Linked DNA regions of Homo sapiens: region 2 is linked to region 1. Evidence: read pairs that join two places in POLR2A ChIA-PET (ENCODE). Cell type or tissue: GM12878. All regions are shown on one strand. Links, peaks and the distances in the headings refer to the core of each region. The heading gives the core; the rest is flanking DNA.

Region 1 (8,790 bases), core at 2,921-6,920:
TTTTGGCCAAGGTGGTCTTGAACTCCTGACCTCAGGTGATCCACCCGCCTCGGCCTCTCAGAGTGCTAGGATTACAGGCCTGAGCTACCGCACCTGGCCTTGCTCTGTTTTTCTAATAGCCTTGTTCATTTGGAGCGTACTGAACTTCAGGGGAGTCTACATTATTTTTAAAGGCTGTATCTCTATAAGTTCAGTAAACTCCAAATGAACCAGGATTTTCCTAGTAGAATGGGATGCTTGGTTTCCATTTTTTATGTACTTAACTAAACTTTTTTTTTTAGGGAACACTTCACGAATTTGTGTCATCTTTGTGCAGGGGCCATGATAATCTTTTCTGTATTGTTACGGTTTTAGTGTATGTGCTGCCAAAGTGAACAATCAACTACATTTTTTTTTTTTTTTTTTTTTGAGGCAGAGTGTCTCTCTGTCACCCAGGCTGGAGTGCTGTGGTATGAACTCAGCTCACTGCAACCTACGCCTCCCAGGTTCAAACAATTCTTGTGCCTTAGCCTCCCAAGCAGCTGGGATTACAGGCATGTGCCACCATGCTTGGCTGATCTTTGTATTTTTAGTAGAGAGGGGTTATGCCATATTGGCTAGGCTGTTATCTAACTCCTGGCCTCAAACAATCCACCTGCCTCAGCCTTTCAAAGTGCTGGGATTACAGGTGAGAGCCACTATGCCTGCCTCAACTAAATTTTTTTTTTTTTTTTTTTTTGAAACGGAGTCTCACTCTGTCCTCTAGGCTGGAGTACAGTGGCATGATCTCGGCTCACTGCAACCTTCGCCTCCTGGATTTAAGTGATTCTGCTGCCTCAGTCTCCTGAATAGCTGGGGTTACAGGCTTGTGCCACCACGCCTGGCTAATTTTTGTATTTTTCGTAGAGACGGGGTTTCACCATGTTGGTCAGGCTGGTCTCGAACTCCTGTCCTCAAGTGATCCACCCGCCTTGGCCTCCCAAAGTGCTGGCATTACAGGCGTGAGCCACCTCGCCCTGGCTCAACTAAATTTTTGATAAAAGTTTGTAAATAGTGGTGAAATCACTGTTTCTTTTCTTTTTTTTTTTTAAGAGACAAGTTTTCCCTTTGTCGCCCATGCTGGAGTTCAGTGGCCTGTGCACAGCTCACAGTATCCTCTACCTGCTAGGCTGGAGCGATCTTTCCACCTCAGCCTCTCAAGTAGCTTGGACTACAGGCACGTGCCATCATGCCTGGCTAATTTTTGTACTTTTTTGTAGAGATGGAGTTTGACTGTGTTGTCCAGGGTAGTAGAACTCCTAGACACAAGGAATACACCTTCCTTGGCCTTCTAAAGTGCTAGGATTACAGGCATGAGCCACCGTGCCTGGTCTGAAATCATGTTTTAAACAACCAACTTCAAGGGGAAGGAGATAAAGGATTATATTTAAAGTAGTTTACGCTGTTAAAATGGGCAAATTATCTCATTGAAAAATTTAGTGTTTTTTAAACAGTTACAATTTATTTATTTATTTATTTATTTATTTATTTATTTATTTATTTTTTGAGGCGGATTCTTACTCTCATGATCCGCCTACCTTGGCCTCCCAAAGTGCTGAGAGTACAGGCGTGAGCCACCACCCCTGGCGTAAATATTTATAAATTTTATATTTTTTCTTTTTTTTTTGTTTGAGACAGGATCTTGCTCTGTTGCCCAGGCTGGAGTGCAGTGGCATGATCTTGGCTCACTGCAACTGCTGCCTCCAGGTTCAAGTGATTCTCATGCCTCAACTTCCCAAGTGGCTGGGATTACAGGCATGAGCTACCACACTTGGCTAAGTTTTTGTATTTTTAGAAGAGACAGGGTTTCACCATGTTGGCCATGCTGGTCTCAAACTCCTGGCCTTAAGTGATATGCCTACCTCGGCATTCCAAAGAGCTGGGACTACAGGCCGTAGTCACCATTCCTGGTCTATATTCTTTTTTTATTAACAGTATTTTTATTAGAAGTGTTTCCATTACACCCACAGATTCAGTTCAGATTCCAAAATACTATTCATATTCTAAAAGTTTGGCAGTCCTAGAGCTTGGTAGGTTTTTAAATTACACATGTATTATGAAACCTAATTACCACATGTGAATTTGTGTATAGGTATAAATGGGGAACTAGGAAATACTGATATAGTTAGGGTACATCAGCGCTTCCTGGTAGTGACTTTTCAAGTAATGACTGTGATGTATAGTATCTGCTCCCCTATGATAGACTCACTTTGCATGTACCACATGTCCGCAACCCTTTATAATACTGAGTGTCCTATGCTAAAGGTGATAATGTTAAGCATTGTAGTTTTGAGGCTGTCATTAAATTTTCAAGGTTTTTAGTACATTGGAATTTACTGAAACAGGATTTGACCTCTATTCAAATTGTATATCCTGAACTGGTAGGACATAACCTATCAAATACTCATTCTGTCTTGAAATAAACATGCTAAAAATGTAATATTTTAGAAGCAGTATACATTTTTCATACATGTTCAATATCCCTAATCCAAAAATCTAGAAATCCTCCAAAATCAGGAACATTTTTAGCGCTGACATGATACTCAAAGGAAATGCTCATTGGAGCATTTCAGTATTCAGATTTTTGCATTGAATATGCTCATCCAGTATAATGCAAATAATCCAAAATCTAAAAATTTTAAAAATTTGAAACACTCAGGCCGGGTGCGGTGGCTCACGCCTGTAATCCCAGAACTTTGGGAGGCCGAGGCGGGCGGATCACGAGGTCAGGAGATCGAGACCATCCTGGCTAACATGGTGAAACCCCGTCTCTACTAAAAATACAAAAAATTAGCCAGGCGTGATGGTGGGTGCCTGTGGTCCCAGCTACTCGGGAGGCTGAGGCAGGAGAATGGCGTGAACCCAGGAGGCGGAGCTTGCAGTGAGCTGAGATCGCGCCACTGCAGTCCAGCCTGGGCGACAGGGCGAGACTCTGTCTCAAAAAAAAAAAAAAAAAAAGTTCAGACACTCTGGTTTGAGGCATTGTGGATAAGAGAGTACCTAATCTGTATTAGTACTTTATTTGAGCTCATAAAGTAAACATTGGAGAAAACAAAAATATGAAACACAGATTGGCTGGGCATGGTGGCTGATGCCTGTGATCCCAGCACTTTAGGAGGCCAAGCTGGAGGATTGCTTCAGGTGGGAGTTTGAGACCAGAGCTTAGGCATCCCCCCCCTTTTTTTTTTTTTTTTTTTTTTGGGAAACAGAGTCTCACTCTGTCGCCAGGCTGGAGTGCAGTGGCTCAATCTCAGCTCACTAATCTCCACCTCCCGGGTTCAGGTGATTCCCCTGCCTCAGCCTCCTGAGTAGCTGGGACTAACAGGCGGGTGCCACCACGCCTGGCTAATTTTTTTTGTATTTTGGTAGAGACAGGGTTTCACAATGTTTGCCAGGATGGTCTTGATCTCCTGACCTCATGATCCCCGGCCTCGGCCCCCTAAAGTGCTGGGATTATAGGCATGAGCCACTGTGCCTGGCCCCTGTCTCTTAAAAAAAAAAAAAGCAGCTGTGGTGGTATGCACCTGTAGTCTCAGCTGCTTGGAATGTTGTAGTGGGTAGATCACTTGAGCCTCGAGGCTGCAGTCAGCTATGATTGCACCACTACAGTCCAGCTTGGGTGACACAGCAAGATCCTGTCTCCAAACAGACAAAAAACCATAGACTGAATTTATTTGAAATGATGATGACACAATTAAAATACCTTAATTTTTCTTTTTTCTTTTTCTTTTTTTTTTTTTGAGACAGAGTCTTGCTCTGTCGCCCAGGCTGGAGTGCAGTGGGGTGATCTTGGCTCACTGCAACCTCTGCCTCCTGGGTTGAAGCGATTCTCCTTCCTCAGGTTCCCAAGTAGCTGGGATTTTGGGAGTGCACCACCATGCCCAGCTAATTTTTGTACTTTTAGTAGAGATGCGGTTTCACCATGTTGGCTAGGCTGGTCTTGAACTCCTGACTTCAGGTGATCCGCCCGCTTGGCCTCCCAAAGTGCTGGGATTACAGACATGAGCCACTGCACCCTGCCTCTTTTTTTTTTTTTTTTTTTTTTCTGTGAAACAGAATCTTGCTCTGTCACTTAGACTGGAGTGCAGTGGCACAATCATGGCTCACTGCAACCTTGGCCTCCTTCCCTGGCTCAAGTGATCCTCTCGCTTCAGCCTCGATAGTAGCTGGGACCAGAAGTGCATGCCACCACTCCCAGCTAACTTTGTTTATTTTTTTTAGAGATAAGGTCTCACTATGTTGCTCAGGCTGGTCTTGAACTCCTGGGCTCAAGCAATCTTCCTGCCTTGGCTCCCAAAGTAGTGGGATTACAGGCATGAGTCACCATGCTCAGCCTGATTTTTCTTGTTCTTCTAGTGAAGCCAAACCAAGAAGAAATCTGTTTTGAATAATGAGGAATTGAGATTTGTAAAGAATATTCCGACAGTGGTTGAGAAATTACAAGTTTTTTTTCGCTGAACATCTTAAAAATTAGAATAATTTAAAAAATCTATGTTGGTGGGGTGCGGTGGCTCATGTCTGTAATCCCAGCACTTTGGGAGGCTGAGGTGGGCAGATCATGAGGTCAGGAGTTCGAGTCCAGCCTGGCCAATATGGTGAAACCCCATCTCTACTAAAAATACAAAAAACTAGCCGGGCGTAGTGGCACACGCCTGTAGTCCCAGCTACTTGGGAGGCTGAGGTAGCAGAATCACTTGAACCCAGGAGGCAGAGGTTGCAGTGAGCCAAGATTGCACCACTGTACTCCAACCTGGGCAATAGAGGGAGACTCCGTCTCAAAAAAAAAGAATCTATATTACATTGTGACTCAAAGAGTTTTCTGATAATAAGTTTTGTTTCTAGGATGGAAAAATCTGAGTGCAGATTATAATAATGTTGCATGTTCATCTCTCCCAGTATTTCAACAGAAAGTTTCAGATGATCATTATCTACTCCACTGACTATCCCAGTTCTGGTTGATGTGGTACAAACTAACCTATATTGTATTGTTCTGTCTGATTTACAAGGGATTAAAACGATAAAAATTGGCAGGAGTCAATAGCTGTTGAGATTTATGTTCTTATATTTTGAGTAAATGACATTCTTTTATGGAAAATTCACACACAAGGGTTAACAGTATTCTTTAAAAAGATACATTGCAAGAGATAGATCTTTGTGGTCTAGGAAATATTCATGCAAAGCACCAATATTTTCCTTTATAACTACCTGTCATAAAAATAGAGAAGATTGCCTGTGGTTAAGGTTCTCAGATCTTTTTCAACCATCTGATACTGTGAAGGAATAGAGAAGACCTATCTGGCCTGATTTTATTTGTAGACATGAGTTAGTCTGTTGTACTATAGATGTCTTATTTTTTCTGAGGATGTGCATGACACAATTTTTTTTTTTTTTTTTTTTTTTTTTTGAGATAAAGTCTTGCCCTGTCACCCAGGCTGGAGTGCAGTGGCACGATCTCGGCTTACTGCAACCTTGACCTCCCCAGTTCAAGCAATTCTCATGCCTCACAAGTAGCTGGAACTACAGGCACATGCCACCATGCCCAGCTAATTTTTGTATCTTTATTTAATAGAGATGAGGTTTCACCATGTTGGCCAGGTTGGTCTTGAACTCCTGGGCTCAACTGATCCGCCTGCCTTGGCCTCCCAAAGTGTTGGTATTACGGGCATGAGCCACCACACCTGGCTCTTGGCACAAAATTTCTCTACCACTTATTAATAAATTGAGATAGGCAAAAAATTGTATCTGGGCCATACGTGGTAGGAGGCGAGGCAAGAGCATCACTTGGGGAGGTCCAGGATTTTGTGACTAGCCTGGGCAATATGGCAAGACCTTGTCTCTACAAAAAATTTCAAGAATTAGCTGGGTGTGTTGGTGTGTGCCGTGGTCCCAGCTTCTTAGGAGGCTAAGGTGAAAGTGTTGCTTGAGCCCGGGAAATTGAGGCTGCAGTGAGCCATGATTGTGTCATTGCATTCCAGCCTGGGCAACAAAGTGAGTCCCTGTCTCAAAAAAAAAAAAAGATTGAAAACTGACTTTTCTGATCTATTCCTGGAAACCTATCTTTCTACAAAACCCCACTGACTACTATAATTTACTGATTACTGGGAGAGGCTTCTGCCACCAGGTGCCTTAATAATTCTGAAATAGTTGCTTGGACCCTTTTTCTTTAGATTTTTAGTTTGATGATTGTCTATTTTGGCTGGTCAGGTTTGCCTTCTGCTTTGAAGTGAACGGAATGATTCAGTATATTTTTTATTAGTTTTGACTTACAACTTAGCTATATTTCTATTTTTTTGTAAATATCTTCGGCAATTTATATTTTTTACAGGGAAAGCATTCTAAAATACTATTTCTTTTTTCCAAGATTTTTGCACCTCTTTAGCGATAGAGTAGTATTAAATTGTTGAGCTCTTCTTGTTTGTTAAATCTTTGCTAAAATGTAGAGTAAATTCGATGAACTCCACGAGTTGCAGTGATACTTTGTGAATTTAAGAAAATTACTTCCTGCATTTTATTTCTATTTTTAAATTTTTTATTTTTCGAGACAGAGCTGCCCTTTGTTGCCCAGGGTGGAGTGCAATGGCATGGTGATGGCTCACTGTAGCTTTGACTTCCTGGGCTCAAATGATGCTCCCACCCCAGGACTGCCGGTTGCCATCTGCCCCCAAGTAGCTGGAAACACACACTTATACCACCATGTCCAGCTAATTATTTTTGAGACAGAGTCTTGTCACCCAGGCTGGAGTGCAGTCGTGCGATCTCAGCTCACTGCAACCTCCTCCTCCTAGGCTCAAGCAATTCTCCTGCCTCAGCCTCTCGAGTAGCTGGAATTACACCACCACACCCAGTTAATTTTTTTTTTTTTTTTTTCGAGATGGAGTCTCACTCTGTCTCTCCGGCTGGAGTGCAGTGGCGCGATCTCAGCTCACTGCAACCTCCACCCCTGGGGTTCAAGCAGTTCTCCTGCCTCAGCCTCCTGAGTAGCTGGGAGTACAGGTGCACCCAGCTAAATTTTGTATTTTAATAGAGATGGGGTTTCACTGTATTGCCCAGGCTGGTCTCGAACTCCTGAGTTCAGGCAGTCTGCCCACCTTGGCCTCCCAAAGTGCTAAGATTACAGGCGTGAGCCACCGTGCCTGGCCAGTTTCTATATTTTTAGTAGAGACAGGGTTTCACCAGGCTGGCCAGGCTGATCTTCAACTCTTGACCTCAAGTGATCTGCCCACCTCAGCCTCCCAAAGTGCTGGGATTACAGGCATGAGTACTGTGCCTGTTCTAATTTTTTTTTTTTTTTTGAGACGGAGTTTCATACTGTTGCCTGGGCTGGAGTGCAGTGGCACGATCTTGGCTCACTGGAACGATTCAAGCAATTCTCCTGCCTCAGCCTCCTGAGTAGCTGGGATTACAGGCAGCTGCTACCATGCCCGGCTAATTTTTTGTAGTTTTAGTAGAGATGGGGTTTCCCTATGTTGGCCAGGCTGGTCTCGAACTTTTGATCTCGTGATCTGCCCGCCTCAGCCTCCCAAAGTGCTGGGATTACAGGCTTGAGCCACCGTGCCTGGCCTAATTTTTTTTTTTTTTTTTTAATTTTTTGTAGTGATGGAGTCTCACTGTGTTTTCCAGGGTGGTCTCAAACTCCTGGCCTCAAGCAATCCTCTTGCCTCAGCCTCCCAAAGTGCTGGGATCACAGGGGTGAGCCACCATGCCCAGGTGAATTTTATTTCATCTCAATAAAACTCCAAATAAAATCTTAGGAACGATATATTAAGAGTTTGATAAAGGGAACTGCAAGTAATATCACAAATATTTCATTGTTTTTAAAATATACTATAGATTTCTATTTATAAAATTTATCTCAGCCAGGCATGGTGGCTCACGCCTGTAATCCCAGCATTTTGGGAGGCCGAGGCACGTGGATCATTTGAGACCAGGAGTTCAAGACCAGCCTGGCAAACATGGTGAAACCCCATCTCTACTAAAAATACAAAAATTAGTCTGGCATGGTGGCACACGCCTGTAATCCCAGCTACTTGGGAAGCTGAGGTAGGAGAATCACTTGAACCCAGGAGGCAGAGGTTGTAGTGAGCCAAGATCACGCCACTGCATTCTAGCCTGGGCGACAGAGTGATACTCTGTCTCAAAAAAAAAAGAAAAAAATTAAGTATCTTTAGTTGTGATTAATTATTTTTTTTTATGTTATAGTACAGGTTTTTTTCCTTAAAAATTAGATCTTTCTAACCTTTTCGTAACCAGGCATTATGATCTTTGAAAATTTTTATTTGCGTATCTTTAATTGTAATTTTGTCATCTCTTCTCATTTATTGTTTAGTCCAAAAGAAACTCTTCCTTCAAAACCTGTGAAGAAAGAGAAGGAACAGAGGACACGTCACTTACTCACAGACCTTCCTCTCCCTCCAGAGCTCCCTGGTGGAGATCTGTCTCCCCCAGACTCTCCAGAACCAAAGGCAATCACACCACCTCAGCAACCATATAAAAAGAGACCAAAGTGAGTTTTTGGAGGAATCTGTCTTTCATGATAGTTTTCTCCCTTCCTTTTGAACTAAATCTCTCATGTTTCTTCTATAACCCACACCAGTAAGATCGTAGAAGTTTGGTCCCAAAGTATTTTTTAATTTTATTTTAATGGACAAAAGCCTTTCTTGGAGACTCAGGTCATTCATCTATGCCCTCAGATACCCAGCTATGTTTTTAGAACAACAGAAAATTCCCAAATCCAGATATACTATGAATGTTTATCTCATTATGTCTTTTTTA
Region 2 (4,000 bases), core at 1-4,000, 150 kb before region 1:
GAGCTTGGGCCTCAAATCTTGTAGCATACCTGAATCAAAGTCCTTTTCCTCTGCCCACAAAAAGGACTCAACACAACAATCTCTCTCATGGGACTACACGCATGTGCCACCACACCTGGCTAATTTTTATTTTCGTTTTGTTTTGTTAAGACAGAGTCTCGCTCTGCGCCCAGGCTAGAGTACAGTGGCATGATTTTTTTACAGCCTCCACCTCCGGGGTTCAAGCGATTCTTCTGCCTCAGCCTCCCAAGTAGCTGGGATTACAGGTGTGTGCCATCATGCCCGGCTAATTTTTGTATTTTTAGTAGAGATGGGGTTTTACCATGTTAGTCAGGCTGGTCTCGAACTCCTGGACTCAGATTTTCTGCCCGCCTCGGCCTCCCAGAGTGCTGGGATTACAGGTGGGAGGTATCATGCTCAGCCTAATTTTTGTATTTTTTTGTAGATACAGGCTACTACTCTTTAAGTCACAGCTCATTTGTCTCATTTCTGGGGAAGCATTTTCTGAACTCTCCATGCTAGGTTTAAAGCCCTACATGTGAGATTGCTATAATGCCCTAGGCAAAACCTCTTTTCTAGCTCTATATTGATTATTTCCATGCCTGTTCTCTCTACTGCCCTGTGAGCTCCTTGAGGACAGTGATTGTTTATTTCTATCTTCAGCATAATGCCTGGAACACTGTAGGCACTCAACAAATGTTTGTATCCACATTAAAGTTTAAGGAAAGGTAATTTAATTATTTCTATACATCTAATGTCCCTCATAAAGAACATCGGTTGTCATCCCACATAGAGAAACTCTCCTAAATGACTAAATCTGTTTGTCTCTTCATTAACTAAACAGCCCTGCACTGTAATGGTTTGAATATTTCTATTACCAGTTTTTGTATTTTATACTTTTATATTTAATCCATTTGGCCTGCTACAACAAAATACCTCAGACTGGGTAATTTATAAACAGCATAAACTCACTTTATGGTCTATGAGTAAAAAGTAGAACCAATGTAACAATACATGCCTAACAATTTTATAGCATTTACTATGTGCCGAGCATTGTGTCCTCAATTAACAGCAAGTGTATGACAGAATCCAGGAAGTCAGATTGTAGAGTCCATGTTCTTAACTATTAATGCTTTTCAAAGGAAGGAAAACACAGACTTGTATTTTTCCACACCTTCAACTCCTAGAATTTAAACCGAAGGAGAGGCTACAAGAAATATAAAACATTGTGTGCGAGCTTCTCTGAAATGAATATGAGATTGCACATGTGCAGAAAAGAGTTAACAGAGCAGGCCTAAGAATGCTATCTTTAGAAATGCCTGCTTGCAAGGTTAGCCCCTGAATGGCACCTAAGCCGCTGGATTTTGGAAGGGTTCCTACCATTCACTGATGAACTTCTCTAATGGACAATATTTCACATGTGTCGTCACAACTTGCTCCTGGAGGAATTAAGTGCACCCTGTGTGGTTCCACTGGGAAAGGACCCTCGGAAGCTTACTTCTAGTTTCCTACACATTTTACCTGTGCACCTTTCCCCTTTGCTGATTTTTCTTTGTATCTTTTTTTTTTTTTTTTTTTTTTTTAAGACAGAGTCTCGCTCTGTGCCCAGGCTGGAGTGCAGTGACGTGATCTCGGCTCACTGCAAGCTCCGCCTCCTGGGTTCACGCCATTCGCCTGCCTCAGCCTCCCAAGTAGCTGGGACTACAGGTGCCCGCCACCAGGCCTGGCTAATGTTTTGTATTTTTAGTACAGATGGGGTTTCACCGTGTTAGCCAGAATGGTCCCGATCTCCTGACCTCATGATCTGCCCACCTTGGCCTCCCAAAGTGGTGGGATTCCAGGCATGAGCCACCGTGCCCAGCTGTATCCTTTCTTATAATAAACCATAGTTGTGTGTATGACTACATGATGAGTCCTGTGGATCCTCCTGCACATCACCATACCTGTGGATGGATCTAGGGGACCCCAACACAGTATGAATTGCTGCCTTTTTCCTTTTTCTTTTTTAAGAGATAGTGCCTAGCCATGTTACCCAGGCTGGTCTCTAACTCCTGGCCTGAAGCAATCCGCCTGCCTCAGCCTCCCAAGTAGCTCAGATTATAGGCCTGAGTCACACCTGGCTCTCTACTATTTTAGAAGGAAAAAAATTCAGCTCTCCCTCTCCCTCTCCCTCCTCCCTCTCCGTCTCCCTCTTTGCACGGTCTCCCTCTGATGCCCAGCCGAGGCTGGACTGTACTGCCGCCATCTCGACTCACTGCAACCTCCCTGCCTGATTCTCCTGCCTCAGCCTGCCGAGTGCCTGGGATTGCAGGCGCGCGCCGCCACGCCTGACTGGTTTTCGTATTTTTTGGTGGAGACGGGGTTTCCCCGTGTTGGCCGGGCTGGTCTCCAGCTCCTGACCGCGAGTGATCTGCCAGCCTCGGCCTCCCGAGGTGCCGGGACTGCAGACAGAGTGTCGCTCATTCAGTGCTCAATGTTGCCCAGGCTGGAGCGCAGTGGCGTGATCTCGGCTCGCTACAACCTCCACCTCCCAGCCGCCTGCCTTGGCTTCCCAAAGTGCCGAGATTGCAGCCTCTGCCCGGCCGCCACCCCATCTAGGAAGTGAGGAGCGTCTCTGCCTGGCCACCCATCGTCTGGGATGTGAGGAGACCCTCTGCCCGGCTGCCCAGTCTGGGAAGTGTGGAGCGCCTCTTCCCGGCCGTCATCCCGTCTAGGAAGTGAGGAGCGTCTCTGCCCGGCCGCCCATCATCTGGGATGTGGGGAGCGCCTCTGCCCCGCCGCCCCGTCTGAGATGTGAAGAGTGCCTCTGCCCGGCCGCGACCCCGTCTGGGAACTGAGGAGTGTCTCTGCCCCGCCGCCACCCCGTCTGGGAGGTGAGGAGCGTCTCTGACCGGCTGCCCCGTCTGAGAAGTGAGGAGCCCCTCCGCCCGGCAGCCACCCCGTCTGGGAAGTGAGGAGCCCCTCTGCCCAGCCGCCACCCCGTCTGGGAGGTATACCCAACAGCTCATTGAGAACGGGCCACGATGACGATGGCAGTTTGGTCGAACAGAAAAGGGGGAAATGTGGGGAAAAGAAAGAGAGATCAGATTGTTGCTGTGTCTGTGTAGAAAGAAGTAGACATAGGAGACTCCATTTTGTTCTGTACTAAGAAAAATTCTTCTGCCTTGGGATGTTGTTAATCTATAACCTTACCCCCAACCCCGTGCTCTCTGAAACATGTGCTGTGTCCACTAAGGGTTAAATGGATTAAGGGTGGTGCAAGATGTGCTTTGTTAAACAGATGCTTGAAGGCAGCATGCTTGTTAAGAGTCATCACCACTCCCTAATCTCAAGTACCCAGGGACACAAACACTGCGGAAGGCAGCAGGGCCCACTGCCTAGGAAAACCAGAGACCTTTGTTCACATGTTTATCTGCTGACCTTCCCTCCACTATTGTCCTATGACCTTGCCAAATCCCCCTCTCCGAGAAACACCCAAGAATGATCAATAAATACTAAAAAAATTAAAAAAAAAAAAATTCGAAAAAAAAATTCAGCTAATCCATGCTTGCCATTTCAGTTCATAAAGTTCACCTCTTACCCACTTACAGAGGATATATCACATCACAATTATGACCCAACACCAGAAGAGTTGAAAAAATGAGAAAAAAATTTCATATTCTTTTTTACCTGAATCCTTTAAAAAAATTTCATATTCTTATAGGTAATAACAGTCCTTATTCTGAAACCGCATGTTATAACTAAAAGGGCACAGTGCAGACTCAAGCAATCTTTATCACTTAATGTCATTTTTACAGTTATCAACGTCATCCTCAGAAGGAATCTTTGAGGGCTGGGCACAGTGGCTCATGCCTGTAATCCCAGCACTTTGGGAGGCTGAGGAGGGTGGATCCTGAGGTCACAAGATTGAGACCATCCTGGCTAACATGGTGAAACACCGTTGGAACAGAAATTAAAAGAAATTAAAGAATGTGTAAGCAAAAACTCAGTTGTATGTAAG

Evidence for each region. ChIA-PET counts read pairs that join two places held together with the same protein. Peaks named below come from ENCODE experiments on the same cell type or tissue, not always from the same donor. Only the 100,000 strongest peaks of a DNase experiment are listed, where the experiment ranks them.
Region 2: POLR2A ChIA-PET joins it to region 1 with 8 read pairs; 3 of 35 experiments call an interaction of 5 or more read pairs at or near these places.

What each region holds. Positions count from the first base shown.
Region 1 is chr17:39,482,213-39,491,002 of GRCh38, forward strand. CDK12 (cyclin dependent kinase 12) reads left to right here. Exons shown (of 14, transcript NM_016507.4): 3 at 8,345-8,521. LOC124904107 (U6 spliceosomal RNA) reads right to left here and starts at 376; the gene lies at 274-376. In GM12878, for the core only: no CTCF peak of the experiment used is centred there; a DNase peak (open chromatin) is centred at 5,229; H3K4me3 peaks cover 897 bases; H3K27ac peaks cover 2,173 bases.
Region 2 is chr17:39,330,978-39,334,977 of GRCh38, forward strand. The region is part of intron 2 of FBXL20 (F-box and leucine rich repeat protein 20); the gene reads right to left. Among named protein-coding and RNA genes, the nearest start is that of MIR548BC, 36 kb to the left of the region's middle. RefSeq lists an enhancer at 2,095-2,605. In GM12878, for the core only: no CTCF peak of the experiment used is centred there; no DNase peak of the experiment used is centred there.